Regions from separate parts of the Homo sapiens genome. Here region 2 is linked to region 1. A link is a loop called in an ENCODE intact Hi-C map of the cell type or tissue named here. Cell type or tissue: PC-9. All regions are shown on one strand.

What was found. Peaks named below come from ENCODE experiments on the same cell type or tissue, not always from the same donor. Only the 100,000 strongest peaks of a DNase experiment are listed, where the experiment ranks them.
Region 2: a loop joins it to region 1, with 8 times the contacts of the local background. A loop is called at or near these places in 91 of 110 quality-filtered maps.

The regions. Positions count from the first base shown.
Region 1 is chr22:45,965,392-45,973,391 of GRCh38, forward strand. All of the region lies in intron 1 of WNT7B (Wnt family member 7B), which reads right to left. Among named protein-coding and RNA genes, the nearest start is that of WNT7B, 7.8 kb to the right of the region's middle. RefSeq lists enhancers at 1,592-2,488, 3,185-4,384, 3,204-4,107, 3,718-4,012. In PC-9, a CTCF peak has its summit at 4,150 (motif pointing left); DNase peaks (open chromatin) are centred at 3,870 and 4,160; H3K4me3 peaks cover 1,170 bases; H3K27ac peaks cover 1,595 bases.
Region 2 is chr22:45,859,441-45,867,440 of GRCh38, forward strand. It overlaps LOC105373071, which reads left to right and starts at 7,309. Exons shown (of 6, transcript XR_007068133.1): 1 at 7,309-8,000. RefSeq lists an enhancer at 7,903-8,000. In PC-9, CTCF peaks have their summits at 4,643 (motif pointing right) and 4,842; DNase peaks (open chromatin) are centred at 481 and 4,671.

The DNA of each region.
Region 1 (8,000 bases):
CTGATAACCCACCCGCGGGGGCTGCCGTCACGCTGTGGGCATGAAGGGAAAGTTCAGGGTGGTGGTGGAGCCAGCAGGAAGGGGAGGAGGGAGGAAGAGGACCTGGGGGAGCATCCAGACCCACCACCCAGATGGGGAAACTGAGGCCCAGAGAAGGGGAGGGATACCCTCAAGGTTGCCGCAAGCCCACAGCTGAGCCAGGAACAGGACCTGGGCATCCAGGACCACACACATGCTGACCCAACAAAGCTGGCCAGGCTGGTCTCAGAGCTCCTGGGTCAGGGGCGAAAGCAGGACAAGACCCAGAACAGAAGGCCTCTGGGCTTCCCATACCCGCAGGACAGCTGCACCTCTGGTCCCAAAGCTAAACTTGGAGGCAGCCCCTGCAACCTTGAGACCCTCGCTCAGGGCCCCGGGGACTCTTGGTCAACACACAGTTCTAAGCAACTGGAGGCATTGGTTTCTGCCTGGAGAGGACAGGCAGGAAACGGGACACGCAACAGAGCCCGCCCAAGGCTGGAAACCCGCCTTAGTAAAACACCGTGACAAGTGGCATGGACCCGACAGCCAGGAGTCCCTGGGCTCAAATCTGGGCTCAGCTGCTTGACCTGGGCGAGTGACTCTGCACCCTGACCTCGTCTTCCTCACTCCACCACCTACCAAGGCAGACGGGCCTCTCCTAGCTCCCCTTCTCTGGCAGCCCGAGGGGGACACAGATTCCAAAGCAGACCCTGGGCACTGTGCACACGTCAGTCCCACTAGGGAGGGCCTTCTGGGGGAAACTGAGTCCTCCAGAAGTGGGAATGCCTCATCCTGTGTCCCCCAGGCGGGGGTCTGCAGGGCAGGCAGTGCATTCTGGAGGACTTCCCAATTGGAAGGGGCTTTGCCATCTGTCTCACCACGTGGGACTGCGCGGGCCTAAGTCTCAGCTCTGGATGCCTCCTCACCCTGGCCACGCCAATACCCACTGCGCGGAGGCCAGCTGAGACACCACCAGTCCTTGTGCCCGGGCTCCCTCCGGCCTGGCCCATTCAGAGCTCCAACAGGGCACGGAAGGGTTGGAGCAGGGATCACAGTGCGGGAGGGCTCCAGAAAGCGATAGAGGCCTGCAGGGGTCATGGGATAGGACTCCAGGGGATGCTCACTCGGGCTCTTCTCCGTTGCTGCTGACACCCGGCAAGCTGCTCGTCGGGTGCGGTGGCTTCCTCCCAGGCCCAGCTCCAGGCACCTGCAGGCTTCACACTCTAAAGCTGCAAAGGCTGCTTGGGGGAGCAGGACGTTAGTGTCTTCTGCACACAGCCTCAGACCCAGCCTCGTGGCAGCTCCAGCACCTCAGCTGCCACCTGCTCCAGCCTGGGGATGGAGGAAGTGTCGATGGCCCTGTGCCAAGCCTCACTTGCCACTCTACTACTGAGACTGTGGGATGGCCTCTGGAAAGGCCAACCACTCCACCGGCTGCTTGCACAGAGAACCTGTGAGCGCTGCTTCTCTGCCCAGGCAGGGACCCTCCCCAGCATCCCCGGCCCTCACTCCTGCATCTGCTTGTATGCCTCCGGGGCTGGAGAACTCACTGCCTCTCTGCCAACAGTGGAGCTGACCCAAGCCTCAGGACCCACGCTCAGAGGACAAGAACGCCCTGGGTGAGGGGCAGGGATGGGGGAGGGGCCCCAGGCAGGCTGAGTGGGAAGACAAGGAAGGGGGGAGGGAGCGCACCTGTACCCACCCCCACCCTGCCGGCCAGCCTGAGGTGAGGCCCCCAGCCCTGCGCCAGGGACGGAGGACAAACGGTGGTTTTGTCCTTGGCCAGCGGGCGGCCCGCACCACACAATGACCCTTTCATCAGGCTGAAGGAGCCCTGGGCCGGGGTTTCATCTGACAAGGGAGGGCGCCCGGCCTCCTGTCCCTTTGGGAGGGGAGCTGAGCCCCATCTGAGCCGGACCCAAGGCTGTGTAGGGCGGCAGCCTTAGGAGCCTGCTACCGCCTCTCCATCTGCTGGGGATGACAGGGAGCAGTGTGAGCCGTGAGGGCTTGGGCTCCCACTGCATGTGGGTCCTAGTTCTGGGGCTCCCACTGCATGTGGCCCCTTCCAATTGGGAAGTCCTCCAGAATGCACTGGCTCCGCACCCTGGCCCTGGGCCGATGGCCTAGACACCCACAACCGAGCCCTCTACCTCATCCAACACCGCTATGCCACACCCAGGGTCTGTTAGGGTCCTCCGAGAACAGAGCCTTGGTCCACACCCAAGCAGGGGCCCTGGGCTCCCCATAGGCACCCACCTGCCCTGCCAGGGTGACTCAAGCCTCCGGGGATGTGGTGGGTGGGAGGGGAAGGGGCGGGAGTGTGACTTGCTTGGCCATTGTCCACTGTGTCCCCAGAGGAGCCCAGGGAAGTGTGTGAATGAGGGAACAATAATGTGCCGTCGGCGCCTCAAAAATCACCAACTTCATGATCATCACCTCGCCCCCCATCAGCACCTCCAACTGCTGGCTGGAGCCTGAGGCCCTGGGAGACCCTGATTCCACTCCCCGTGGGACTGCATAGGGGGAGCTTCCCTTCAGAGGCAGCGCGGGCACTGGGTGAGGAGCTGGAACTGGGAGGGCTGAACCCCTGGGATCCAAGGTGACCTTGGGAAACAGCCTCTTCTCTGGATCCTGGCATCCCATCGGCCCACCTCAGCAAGATGTTCTGAGCCTCCCTGGAGGGGAACCCCTGGTGAATGTGTTTGACAGTATTGTTCCCTCTTCTAGGGGTCTCTTTCATGTGCCTGTTTAGTCTGGCCAACTCCTATCCATCCTTCAAAACCCTGTCTGAGAGTCATCTCCTCTGGGAAGCCCTCTGAGATGCCCTAGGGGGTCCACCACTCCTTCCTGAATGAACACAGCCACTGGGCCTCCCTCTGTGCTGCCTGTGGCCAACCTCCCTGTTCCTGATAGCTGAGAATGGCCTGTCTCCTGCACACCGACCACACCAGGCATCAAGCTAGAGCTTCCCACAGCCACCCGGTGAGGTTTGTGCTCCCGTGATCTGCACTGGAGAGGGAAGAGCTGGGCCTTGGGACACAGCCAGGCAGTGAGGGCCCTGTGGAGTCAGGATGAGGACCCAGATCTGAGTCACTATCATGCCCTTTGGCCTCACGGGAAACCATGTTAGAAAACGGCGCATTATCCTACAGGCCTCAGTGCACAACCGTGGAGTCCAGCGTCACCCCAGGACCTCCTGTCCTCCCTCTGCACACAGACGGTCCAGGATGCACATTCTCCCCTTTAGCCAATGGTTGTTGGGTCTCGTCCACCTGGTGATGAGTTCTGGGGAGTTTCCTGTGATTAGGGAGGCTCCACTTGCCCACCTCCAGTGGGGGGTCCCCAGTTGAGATCTCATCAGATTTCCCAGCTTGAACCCCACATGCACACCCTCTATGGAACGTTCTACACTTTCAAGTGCCAACTACACGTGGCCTGATCTGAGCCTTGGGAGAGGGATCACCATCCCAAGTGACCCATGAGGAGACTGAGGCCCAGAGAGGCTCATGGACCTGCTCAGGGCACACAGCAGAGCCCCTCCCAGACCTGGATAGACGCAGACCCTCCAGGCTGGGAGTTGCCCCTCCCCCAAGGGCAACCTGAACACGCCTGAGCCACGGGGCGCATCCTGTCCCCACACGGGCCATGGTGCCATGGGAGTAGGCCTGGTTCATCTCCTCCCCCTCGAGGGTCATGGCCACAGCACTTCTGGGACTGTGGCTGGCACCGCTGACAAAGCCACAGCGGTGGAGCCGGGAAGAGGCCTGGCCTGGCGGGGCCGTGGTAAGTGCCCCCCCACCCTGCCACAGCCAGGTGGTCGGTGAGTAACCGCCCCGTCACCCATGACTCACTTGGCTCCCCAGAGCAGGCGGTCACCATGACAGGCTCCTACCGGAAGACCTGGGGGGGTCGTCAGAGCCAACCCCCACATCTGGGAGAGGAAGACTGAGAGCGGAAGAGACCTGCCTGGGACAGAAGCGCAGCCTGGTCCTGGTCAAGGCCTCAGCCAGGCCCCCATTGCAGCTGACCCAGCACCACAAGCCTTCCTCTTGGCCTGCAGTCCCCTACCTGCCCTCCCTTGGGCCCTTACTGACCCCCGCTGGCCCTGGGAGCTCCTGCACTGACAACAGAGCTCTGCACAGAGAAGGCGAGGGCTGGCCAGAGCCGCCTAGCACGGCTGCAAGTCAGCATGTAGCAGGGGCGCAGGGCGCTTCCAGGCCAACACACCCGTCCAACCTGATCAGTGGCAGGGGCCCAGGCATGCGTCTGGGATTCGGTGTGCACCGACCACAGCCCAGGACAGGGAGCTAGAGGAGCAGTCCAGATGAAAGGGGGAGGATCAGCTGTCAGCCAGCGTCTGGGATCCCAGCAATGGGATCTGGAAAGCTCCTGAAAGTTCTCTGGAGCAGAATGAAGCCTCCACCCAGCGACCCTCCTAGCCCAGGCATCCTCAGATCCAAAGGCCAATGCCATCGAGTGCGCCTGCAGTGCTGAGGGTCGGCTGACACTCACCCCCACCTCTCACAGCTCTCCAAGCACTTGCTGCTGGCTGCCTCCCCCAAGTGCAGCCATCGGGTCAGAGACATCGAAACCAAGGTCTTCTCACTTTGCATGCTTTCATTCAAACCGAATCGCGCAGGCCCTACTCCCATCTATGGTCAGCCTTGCGCCCACCAAACAAACCGGGCAAGGGAAATCTGAGACCCACCCCCCTCACTCCGGGAACGTGTCTGGGTTCCTCTCCGCTTGGGGAAGGCTGGCGTCAGCGTCTTCCTCCCTGTGGGGCAGGAGCTACTGAGGGCAAGTCAGGGATGCAGTCTGCCTTCCTGTCCCCGACGACCCAGGCCAGACCCCAGCACTGGCCCAGGGATGCCTGGAAAAACTGTTTCCTTAGGAGAATTTCTGCCAACACAGCTGGGCAGTGCACACTCCAGGAGCAAGCCTGGCGGGGGTAGTCACTGCAGGCCCGGATGAGGGGCCAGCCCTGAGGTAAACCCGGGGTCTGCAGAGGTACACTGGGCACCACCTTGCCCCAGAGGCCCCTCACTGCTGCCTTGGCATCAACTCCCACCAGGCTTCTGGGGCCCCTGCGCACCTCCCTCTCTCCGACCCTTACCCCAACCCCCAACCCCCCCACTTCCCTTGCCTCCACCTCCGCAGGACTCCTGGTCTCCCACCCCGGACACCTCTCTATGAACACCGAACCTCAGCCAGCCGGCTCCAAAACTGATTTCCCAAGCACCGGAGCTGCCAATTCTCTAGCAAGGCCTAAGGCTGAAACGCCAGGATTCTGGGGAGGGGGAGGCTTCCTGGCCTCCAACCGCTAGACGCTGAAATTCCAAAGTCCCCTGGTTGATCCAGTTCCTGGAAAGGACACCAGAAGCAGGACCCAGGGACCCTGGCACTTTATCAGCCTGGGTCCCCACTGCTCAGGCGGTCCCCACCCGCATGCGCCCTGCTGCCCCGCCCCCCTCAGGCGATGCCTCCGCAGCCGGGGCTGCCCGCCGGGCCTGGAGCGCTCTCTGTGCCCGGACCTTGTAATTATGTCCCACAGCCCGGGAAACCGCGGGCCTCGCAGCATCTGGCTGCGGTTGCGAACTTTTGTTTCAAGATGCGCGACTATTTATAGAAGGAAAACTGGTAGGATAGTAATTTCCTAGGAGCAAGAGGAGAAATTGGCTGCGTCTTTATTAAATGGGGGTGGGGGCGAGGCGATGTATTAGGACTGCAACCGCATGGGGGGAGGGGGTGGCGCAGGGAGCGGGAAGGCAGCGGCTGCCCCCTCTGGCCGCGTCAGGCGACCCCGGACGTGGCCCGCGTGTAAAGGAGGGGGAGGGGGAAGGGAAGAGAAGGGGAGGGAGAGCAGGCTCTGAGGTTTAATCAGTAGCATCCAGCTTAAATTCCCCCAAACGGCGGTTCCATAAATGAAACTTCTTTTTAAGTCAGAGGCCAGAGCATATGCGTCCCATTAGGAATTCGGCGAAGCCACCACTGCGCGCCCCCTGGGCTCACTGGGCTGGACTCGGCCCTGCCCGGAGCTTCTCAGAGCCCCGTGGGCTCTGCCTTGCCGGGCACACACACGCGCGCCCACGCTCCGCGCTCTCCCTTGGCCGAGACAACTGGGCGAACGCGGCCGCCAGCACGCAATGCGCGTCCTCCTCGCCCCCAGGTGAGGACTCGGCAGGGGCAGGGATCAGGCTACCCAGCGCGGCAGGAAGGCGCGAGAAGCCGCAGCGACTTCGGGGTACAGTCCGGGCGCTGTCCGGTGAAGCGCGGCGTGCACGTGCATGCCGGTGTTTGCACGAGGGAGCGGGTGTGTGAGTGCGGCTCTCCCAAGTGTGGCATGGTATTGCGCGCCGCGTGGGTTAATATGGGGAGGGGTCCCCCGCTGGTCCAGGACTCTGCTGGGACGCGCAGGGAATCTCGGCGCCGCTCGCGTGCCCGCGGGCCCTCGCGCTGGGCGTGCACAGCCTGCTCTACTCCCGCAGTCGAGCCGCTCTCAGGCCATCCTTTCTTTGACCCCAGAGCCAGGACTTCTCACTGCCGTAGCTGCCCGCCAAGTGCTCCACCTCGGCAGCTTAGGCTGGCGAGGCGACCTAAAGTCCCCCGGCTCCCGCGCGCGACGGTCACCCGGTGCCCCGCCCAGGGGCCTCGCTGCCGCGTTCCCTGCCCGCCCGGTTCCAGCGCTGGAGGCCCGGGGGGAGCCCACCCGCCCACCCCGCACGCCGCCCGCGGCACTCACAAGTAGCTGCCGCTGGACAGGAGGAGAAAGATCTGCGGGCAATAGACGGAGACGAGCGCGCTGCGCGGCGACAGTAGAAGCATGGTGGGCCGGCGTGCCTGGCGGGGCTGAACAGGCTCCGCGGGCCGGGCGCCTGGGCCAGCTGAGGCCGGGGTCCCCGCGGAGCTCCCCGATGCAGGGCGGCGGCGCTGGGCGCTAGGGGCCGGGTCTCGTGGGCCCGGGCGCAGTTGTCGCCCGTGCCCCGCCGCTAGGGCCGCGCATGGCGCTGGGTCTGGGGCAGCGGCGGGAGCTGGGGCTGGAGTGCGGGGCGGGGACCCGGCCGGGGGCAGCGGGCGCGCCTTGGCTGCGGTCTGGACCTCCGTCCGTCTGTCGGTGCGAACCGGCTCTGTCGCTCGCTCTGGCTCACTTCTCCAAGTCTCCCGAGGCGCGCAGCTGCCATTGGACGGGCCGCCCCTACATCCGCCTCCTCCCCCGGCGGGTTTTTTTAAAGGGGAGGCTGACCGGAGCGTGCGGTGGGAGCCGCCTCCAGGGCTTGCCCAAGTTGCCTTGGCTGGGACACCCGTACCCCCACCTTTAGGGAGCCACACAGCTCTGGCCTGGCTCCAGAAGGTGCACGTGGGGGCGGCTCCCCGGGGGAACTGCGCGGAGGCTTGTGCTCCTCTTGGGGGGCTGTGCTCGGCAACGTATGCGCGTGTGTGCATGCATGTGCCTACATGTGCCTGTGTGTGCCTGCGGGAGCGTGGGCAGTCTGTGAGGACAGGTGTGTGTGCACAGATGCATTGAGTGTCCTGAGCCTCTGCCCCCGTGTGCCCTGGGTTTAGGGAGGCTGGCTGTGGGTCGCACACAGGCACTGCCATGGCTAACCAGGCCCAGCCTTGTGCTGGTGCTGAGCTTGCACGACCCTGCCTGGGCACCTCTTTGGAGAGGCCGCCAGTGGGAAGGCATCGCCAGCAGGTGCTGCTCTCCTCACACAGAGGCTTCCCCACTCTGGCTTCCCCATCCTGCTTCTTTTGCTCTCCTTTGAGCGGTTGGCGGGGATGGGTTTGTGGAGAAGTAGACCTACAAAGACGTTCTCCCTCCTCGAGTTCCTTTTATTTTTTGTTTAAGCCCAGAAACATAGGTCTAGTGTCCCACCTCCTGTCGTTAGCCAATTCTGGTTCCACATGACCATCCCTTTACATCTGAATCACAGCACAAAGCAGGAAGATGGCAAGACAAGGGAAGGCTGGGCGGTCTG
Region 2 (8,000 bases), 110 kb before region 1:
CACTCGGCCAGGCTGCCTCCCGCCTCTGCCCTGCAGTGCCAGCTTTGTGTTGCCCAATTCATCTGCAGCCACTAGAGGTATCTTCCTTGAGAATCTCCTGTTGGAGGCTCCCGCTGCCCTCAGGACATGGCCCAGACTCCTTAGAGAGGCACATGAGGTGCGTCCCGAGCCCTCCTCCAGCCCTCCCTCTCTGGCAGGTGACCATGCAGCAGCCGCAAAGCACTTGGCGGTCTCTTCTGGCTCGAGGCTGACGCCCACGCGAGCCCCCACCTAGAACCTCCCCAACCTGTGTCCACCGGGTGTGCCCCCAGAAATCTTCTCCAGGAAGACTTCCTGAACAGCCCTCTGCTCCTGTGACGGCTCTGGGCCCTTTCACATTTGCCTCCCTGCATTGCACTGAGCTAACCCAGGGCTGGGGCGAAAGCGCTTATTGATTCAACCTTCAGCAAACACTGAGCACTAACTATGCACTTGTATTAGTCAGCTCAGGCTGCCGTCACAAAATACCACTGACTGGTGACTAGGCAATAGAAATGAATTTTCTCACAGTCTGGGTGCTGGAAGTCCCAGGTCCAGGTGTCGACAGGGCTGGTTTCTTCCGGGGCCTGTCTCCTTGGCTTGCGACCTCCTCACTTGGTTGTCCTTCTGTGCCCCTGGGGTCTCCTTGTGTGTCCACATCCCCTTTTCTTACAAGGACACCAGTCAGGTTGGGTTAGGGTCCACCCTAATGCCCCATTTTAATTTAATGACCTCTGTAAAGGTCCTGTCTGCAAATGTAGTCACATTCTGAGGTCCTGTAACGCATGAATTGTAGGGGGTGGGTGGGGGACACCATTCAGCCCACGACAGTAGTAAACATGCCCAGGCGTCATAGGACAGGCCCAGTCCCTACTCTCACCGGAGCTAGCCCGGTGGGGTGCAGACTTTGAACGTGCAGTTCACGTGGGGCCCAGGTGAGCCAGTGCCAGGCCTGAGTCGCTTCCCTGGTGACCAGCTGCAGCCTCCTGTCCATCCTGCGCCCTCCTCCTTTCCATCCTCCCTGCTGAGACTTGCCTGCACGTGAGGCCCGCCCGCGTCAGTGCCCCTTTGTGAGATTCGCCCATGCCAGTGCTCCCGCATGAGAAGGTACGCGCACATCACCCCTGCATTCTCACGGGACATAGGGTGTGATGGTTCATTTTATGTGTCAACTTGACCAGGCCATAGGGTGCCCAGATATTTGTTCAGGTATTATTTTGGGCTCATGAGGGTGTCTCTAGATGAGATTAACATTTGAATTGAATTTGAATTGGTAGACCCCATAAAGCAGAGGGCCCTCCCCAACGGGGGCGGGCCCCATCCAATACATTGAAGGCCTGAACATCACTAAAGGCAGACCATCCCTCCAGCAAACCAGAATCGAGGTCAGGATTCCATCCGGTGGTTTCCAGAGGGTACCTTGCTCTTAGAAGATGCTGAGCAGGGAGGGGGGAGGAATAGCATCGGGAGATATACCTAATGCTAGATGACGAGTTAGTGGGTGCAGCGCAGCAGCATGGCACATGTATACATATGTAACTAACCAGCACAATGTGCACATGTACCCTAAAACTTAAAGTATAATAAAAAAAAATAAAAAAAACAAGACCATTTCATAATATTGTTTAAAACAAAACAAAACAAACAAAAAAAAGAAGATGCTGAGCAAATGGCAGCCGCCGTGCTGGGGCTCCTGCAGAGTGGGGTGGGGGGCGGGGTGGAGTGCACAGAGAATCCTGCTGCAGCAGAGGATGGCAGAGCCCCACCTGCTTCCATTGGCAGGATCTGTGTGGGTCCTTATTCTGGGCTTTTATTCACATTGTTCTCCCCCACCAAAAACCTGCTCTTTCTTTAAAGCCCGGCCACAGTGCCCTCCCCCTGTCAGGAAACCTTCCAAGGACTTGGGTCCGCCTCGATCTGCACCTTCCACTAACCCCTGGGACGTGTTCCCACTGCCGTAGATGGTTTCATGCATTATGACGACTCACTCAGAGCAGGCACTGGGAGAGAGATGAATGGTACGCCTGTGGGAAGCAGGCAGCAGGTCACTGCAGTCTTAGGCCTGGTCATGACAGCCCAACCTGGCTTTCTCACAGCTGTGCTTTGATGATGCCTGGGCTCACGTGTCCAGCAATCTATCCCTTCAACAAATACCAAGCACCAGACCCTGGGCTGGGCACTGGGAAAAGACAGTGGCTCTCCAACTGAGGCACTAAAGAAGCGCAGCTTCAATTGTGACAGGGGCTGCAAGAGTGTCGAACAGTCTCCTTTCATAGCGCGTGCATCATGCCTTCAGCACCCTTGAGCTCCGCAGGGGCTACTGAAAACCTGAATTCTGCCCAAACATCTGGCCCCCCATCTCCTCTCACCTCCTACTTCACCAGGACCTTCAGACAGGAACTCCCTCAATTTCTCACCCTCAATCCTTCCAGCCTGCACCTGCACCCACCTGCTCCTGTCTCCCTCCTGGACAGTGAAAGAAGCCCATCTCCTTCCAAGGCCAGCCCTCCACCTGTGAGCGACGCTGCCCATTCCACTTCCACAGGGACCTCACGCTCAGGCAATCCTCAGTCTCCTGCATCTTCCACCTCTCCCTCCCTGCCACCTCCTTTCCCGTAGGCTCAAGCCTGACCCATCCTAAAAGAAAAAGAAAATGCCCGAATTCCAGATACCTTGTTATTCATTATTCAGCTAAGTTATCTTCAAACATTTTGTTCACATCTCCCCAAAGAACACGGAAAAAAATCTGTATCAAACTATCAAGTTGATTTCTAAATTTTTTCATCTTAAGTATTTACAGATGCAAATAATATAATTTTCAACAAATAGCTGAGATGCTTTAAAATAGAACAATTACATCACTCCTTCAATGATCTTAATAGAATTCAAATACAGAAAAATGTAGTACCCACCATTATCCATTTTGAAGTGGAACATGCTTTCTTTTAATGTTCGGAAATACAGCTGGCCCTCAAACAACACGAGTTTGAACTGCAAGGAGCCACTTATAAAATGGGTTTTTTTCAACCAAACATAGACTAAAAATGCAGTGTTTGTGGGATACTCCCAAATATACTGAGAGAAAGCTATATTCTTACTACTTCTTCTAAAACCTGCATTTTCATGTCCCTTCACTCAGAATGTTATCCTAAGGTAGTATGTTTATGCTTGAAATTCTAGAGAATAACTATGATTTCACATACAGAACTAAATTAAAATATATAACAAAAAGATGCCTGGAAAAATCTGAATATTTGGAAATTGAAAAGCATTTTTATGAATAACTTGTAGGTCAAAGAAGACATTAAAAAGCAAATTGGAAATACGTTGAGCTGAATAATATGGAAAATACAATATCTGGAAATTTTTTAGATGCAGCTAAAGCAGTGCTTGAGGGAAATGCAGAGCTTTATGCTGTGTTAGAAAAGAAGGGAGATTGAAAACTGATGATCTAAGTTCCCAACATAAGAAACTAGAAAAACAAGAGCAAGTGAAATACAAAGTAAGAAGAAAACAATACCAGGAAAAGCAGAATGAATGGAATCGAAAATTGTCAAACAATAGAGAAAATCAATAAAACCAAAAGCTGGATCTTTGAAAACATCCATAAAATTGCTCAATCTCCAGCTAGAAAAAACCCCACACTTTAAGGATAACAGCAGTGACAGATAGGACATCACTACAAGTCCTACAAAGGGAGATAAAGAAAAATTATGAATAATTTTATACCAAAAATGTTGACAGCTTAGATGAAATTATTTCCATGAAAGACATGAATTATTAAAATGGACATAAGAAGAAATAGAAAATCCTAATAGCCCTATATCTATTAAAGTCGAGGCCGAGCTCAGCAGTTCACACCTGTAATCCCAGCACTTTGGGAGGCTGAGATAGGAGGATTCCTTGAACCTAGGAGTTCGAGACCAGCCTGGGCAACAGAGCAAGACCCCATCTCTACAAAAAATAGAACAATTAGCCAAGGTGGTAGCTCATACCTGTAGTCCCAGCTACCCAGGAGGCTGAGGTGAGAGGATTGCCTGACCCCAGGAGGTTGAGGCTGTACTGCGCCATGATTGTGCACTGCACTTCAGCCTGGGCAACAGAGCTAGGTCCTGTCTCTTAAAAAAAAAAGAAAATAAAAGAAATTGTCTTCCACAAAGAAAATTCCAGGCCTCAATCATCAATCTTATCTTTCTCTAAAGCATGATTCACCCGGCAGCCAAAGTGATCTTTCTGGAGTGCAGCTCTGTCCTGCCATTCCCCTACCTGAAATTCTTCAGGGGCTTCCTCCCCAAGATGGCATTCGAAGCAACTGATGAGCCAGCTGGTGCCTCTTGACACCCTCATCTCTAACCACCATCCTTCCCCACTCTGTGCCCCCTCACACCCACACATCACACACTACTGCAAATTCAAGGCAGTAAGTTTGTTGAGCATTTGTTCAGAAAAGTTATAAGAAATAACATTTAAGCAGAGCCTCAAACGCTGAGTTGGGTGAGCCAGATGGAGAAGAGGTGGAAGAGCTCCCGGCAGAGCCAACTACACGTCTAACCTCCTTCCAGAGGTGAGAAAATCCCCACACATCCAATTATCCACCCCAGCAGCTCTCTGGCGGCAGTACCCCCTCCCCCCACCAGGGGGCATTTTGGACTATGTGGGAGCGTGAGTTGTCAGTCACTAGGGGATGTCACTGACATTTAGTGGGCCCAAGTGTCTGACATCCAGCAGTGCCCGGAACAGGCCCCACAGTGAAGTGCCTGTTCTCTCGGGTTTGCCTCTGGAAGGAGGTAACTTGTGCAGTTAGCTCTGCCGGTAGCTTCTCCACCTCTCCTCCACCTACCAGCGTTTGAGGCTCTGCTTTTCTCGGAAACCTTTCTGAACAAATGCCCAAGAAACTTACTGCATTGAATTTGCCTCCCCCACCCCCACCTTTTCTTAAATAGAAGTCAAGTTAAATTCCATGAGGAGAGACTTTTAACTTGAATATACTCTGAAAAACATTAAGGAGGGGAGAGGAAATGGTAATGTTTACTCTGTAACCATGGCGTCCTCCCCACTCCTGAGAGAGGCTTTCGCCTGCTCTTGGTATTCTTGAGCTGTAAGTGGTTTCCCTGGAGCTGCTGGCTCACACCTGGGCCTGCACAGTTGCAGCAGCTTCCCGACGCCCGCTCGCCTCTCCCCTTGCCGCCTCCTGCTTCCTCATCCCCATTCATCTTTGCCTTTCATTATATTAGTCCATCTTTCCGTCGGAAGCACCAGCACTCGCCAGGCTCTCCCCCTCCCTGCTCCCAGTCTGGGAGCCCATCTACCTGGGGACCCCCGGCCCTGCTCCCCAGGAAGGTCCTTGGGAAGAAAGGTGAGACCGTTCTTTAACCAAGGGAAGGGCAGGAAGTGTCCTGGAGTTTGCCCCATCTGGTTTGCCAGGACACACAGCAAAGAAGCACTTAGCTTCCGTCTTGGTATCTTTTTTTTTTTTTTTTTAATTTTGCATTAGTAATTATGGGCTGTGGTGTTACTGAAATCTGAAAAACTCAAGGAAGAAGTCTGCCTGCGCCGTGGTCATTGATTCTTTGCTTCTTTAAATGTATAGCTGAGTCTAAAGACTTGTCAGTCAAGGCAGGAAGATTAGCCTCACCCATGTGAAAGGAAGATGGGGAAGAAAAAAAAAAGCCTTGTCTGAACTTGAAAATAAAAATGCTGATGTGGTTTTTATTCCAAAAACATATCTTACTGATTAGGAGCATGGAGCACCACTGGATCGTGGGTGGGCCAGCTGTACTTGGCCTCCCCACTCTGCTGGGCCAGGCTGTCCGCCCGCAGGATGTCAGAGGCAGGGGCCCAGTGGGATCTTTGCTGATGGGTGTGGCGTGTGCACACGTGCACACAGGCACTGAGACGGTGCCCTCGGTCAGCACATTCACCTTCAGGCAGGAGACAGAAGGCGAGTCCCTGTGGAAGCAGCATGGACCCGGAGTCAGATGGGGCTGGGTTTGAACCTAGAGCTGTCATTTACTAACTGAGTAACCCTGGGCAGGTGACAAATGCTTTGAGCCTTTGTTTCATTGTCTGTAAGACAGGGATCGTGGCACCTACTTTGTTGAGGTTGATGGGGTAATGCATGCACAGCCCATGGCCCCGCCGACACAGGATAGACGCTCCATGAAAGGCCACCATGCCAGGGACTAGTGCGGTGCATGGCCATACTGCGGCCCTCTCCACCGCCCCCTACCCACCACCGCCCCCTGCCATCTGAGGCAGGCTTTGCCCAGGCAGCCTTTCCCTCTCTGGGTTTTCTCCCGAGGGTTTGGGCTGAAGGACAGGCCTTAGCCTTGGTGGGCCTCAGTGTCCATGACTGTGAAATGGAGCCGACACCTCTGCAGCTTCGACCACACAGGGCTTGTGGCTTGGCATGGCCGCAGACGCACTGCCAGGCCGGCAGCCTTCGCCAAGAACTGGATTCCTCCCGGCCTGGCCCGGCTCGGCTGGCATTCTCGCCAGTTTCATTGGGTTGAGTTCCAGAGCGATGGCAGCGATTGATAATGCTGTAATTGGAGTGACTTGGGTATTTTCTGAGGTGTTGCCACGATGACTCATACTAGGGCAAGTTGAGGGCCCGCACTGTCCAGCCGGAGTCGGTTAGAGACCCTCAGGAGGCTCACAGGCTCCAGGGCCTGGATGTTAGGATGTGAGGCCTGGGGTTACCGAGATCCCACACCCAGGAGATGCTCGCGTGGAGCCTTCGCTCACAGCGGCCTGCGCGAATGGGGCTTGCTCCGAGAGGTTCAGCTGGCACCGAGAGCTGGCACCGAGAGCGTTTCCAGCTGCAATCTGTTCCCAGCAATTAATAACTGTAAATAACAAGTCCGCTCCTCCGCCTGGCTCCGCGCTACTCTCCGCTTCCCTCCCAGCCCCTCAGCTGCTCCCCTTCCCGTGCCCACCCTCCCTCTCCTCCCCTCTTTCCTTCCATGTCGTCGAGAGGTCCCTGCCGTCCCTTCCCCGGGTCCCTCTGAGAACACCCAGCTCCCTTCCCGTAGGCCATGGGGGAAGGGACGAGCTCTGGCGCGGGGCAGGCGGGTGCTGGGGAGGTGGAGACAGCGCGCTCCCGAGCCCTGGACCACTCCCTCTGCCCCGCGCGGGGCCGAGCTCCACGGCACGTGCTTTGGCTTGGACCGGGAAGGCCCGCAGTCCCACAGTGCCCGGGGAGGACGGTCCGCGCCTTCCACGACTTCGCGCCGCCCGCGTGGCTGCAGCGCCGTGGCCCGGGGACGCGAGGCCACAGCCCGGGAGCGAGGAGCGCGGGAGGACCGGCCTGCCTGTGCCCGGCAAAGGGGGCCCTTCCGAGGCGGGCTCCCTTCCCCGCCGCTCCCGTAAGCGCGGGAGCCAGAGGACCCCAGACCCGCCGCGGCCCACCCCAAGCCCCGATCAAGTCCTGCAGCGCGGGAGGGACCCCTGCAGGCGCGGGGCCAGACGGGCGACAAAGCGGCGGACTGCGAGGGCCCTGAGGAAGCCGGCGGCGCGGGGTCAGGAGCAACCTGCTATTCGTAGGGTCAGGAGCCCACGCGTCCCCACTGCGGAGGGCGGGGTCGCAGCCAGGCCTCCCCGTTTCTAGCTGTGCGGCCTGGGGCGAGGTGCTTGACCTCTCGGGGCCTCAGTTTCCTTCTCTATGAAGCGGAGCTGATCGGCCGCGTCCCGGGGCTGCTGTGACAGTCCAAGGCGAGAACAGCAGCTCCGCGCCGCCCCTGGTGCTGGAGAACCGCTGGGGCCTCGGGAGAGGGCGCGGCGCGGCGGAGCGGCCCTGGCAGCCGGAGGGCGCGTGTGGCCAGGGCCGATCCTGCACTGCCCTCTGCGGGATGGCCCGGCCCAGTCCTCGACCCCCAGCACCTCCGCCGCCCGGCCTGGCCACCACCTCCGCTCCACGCGCCCAGGCCGCTCCCGTCGCGGGTCTCGGAGATTCTCCCGCGCCCAGGGGTGTCCCGCAGCCC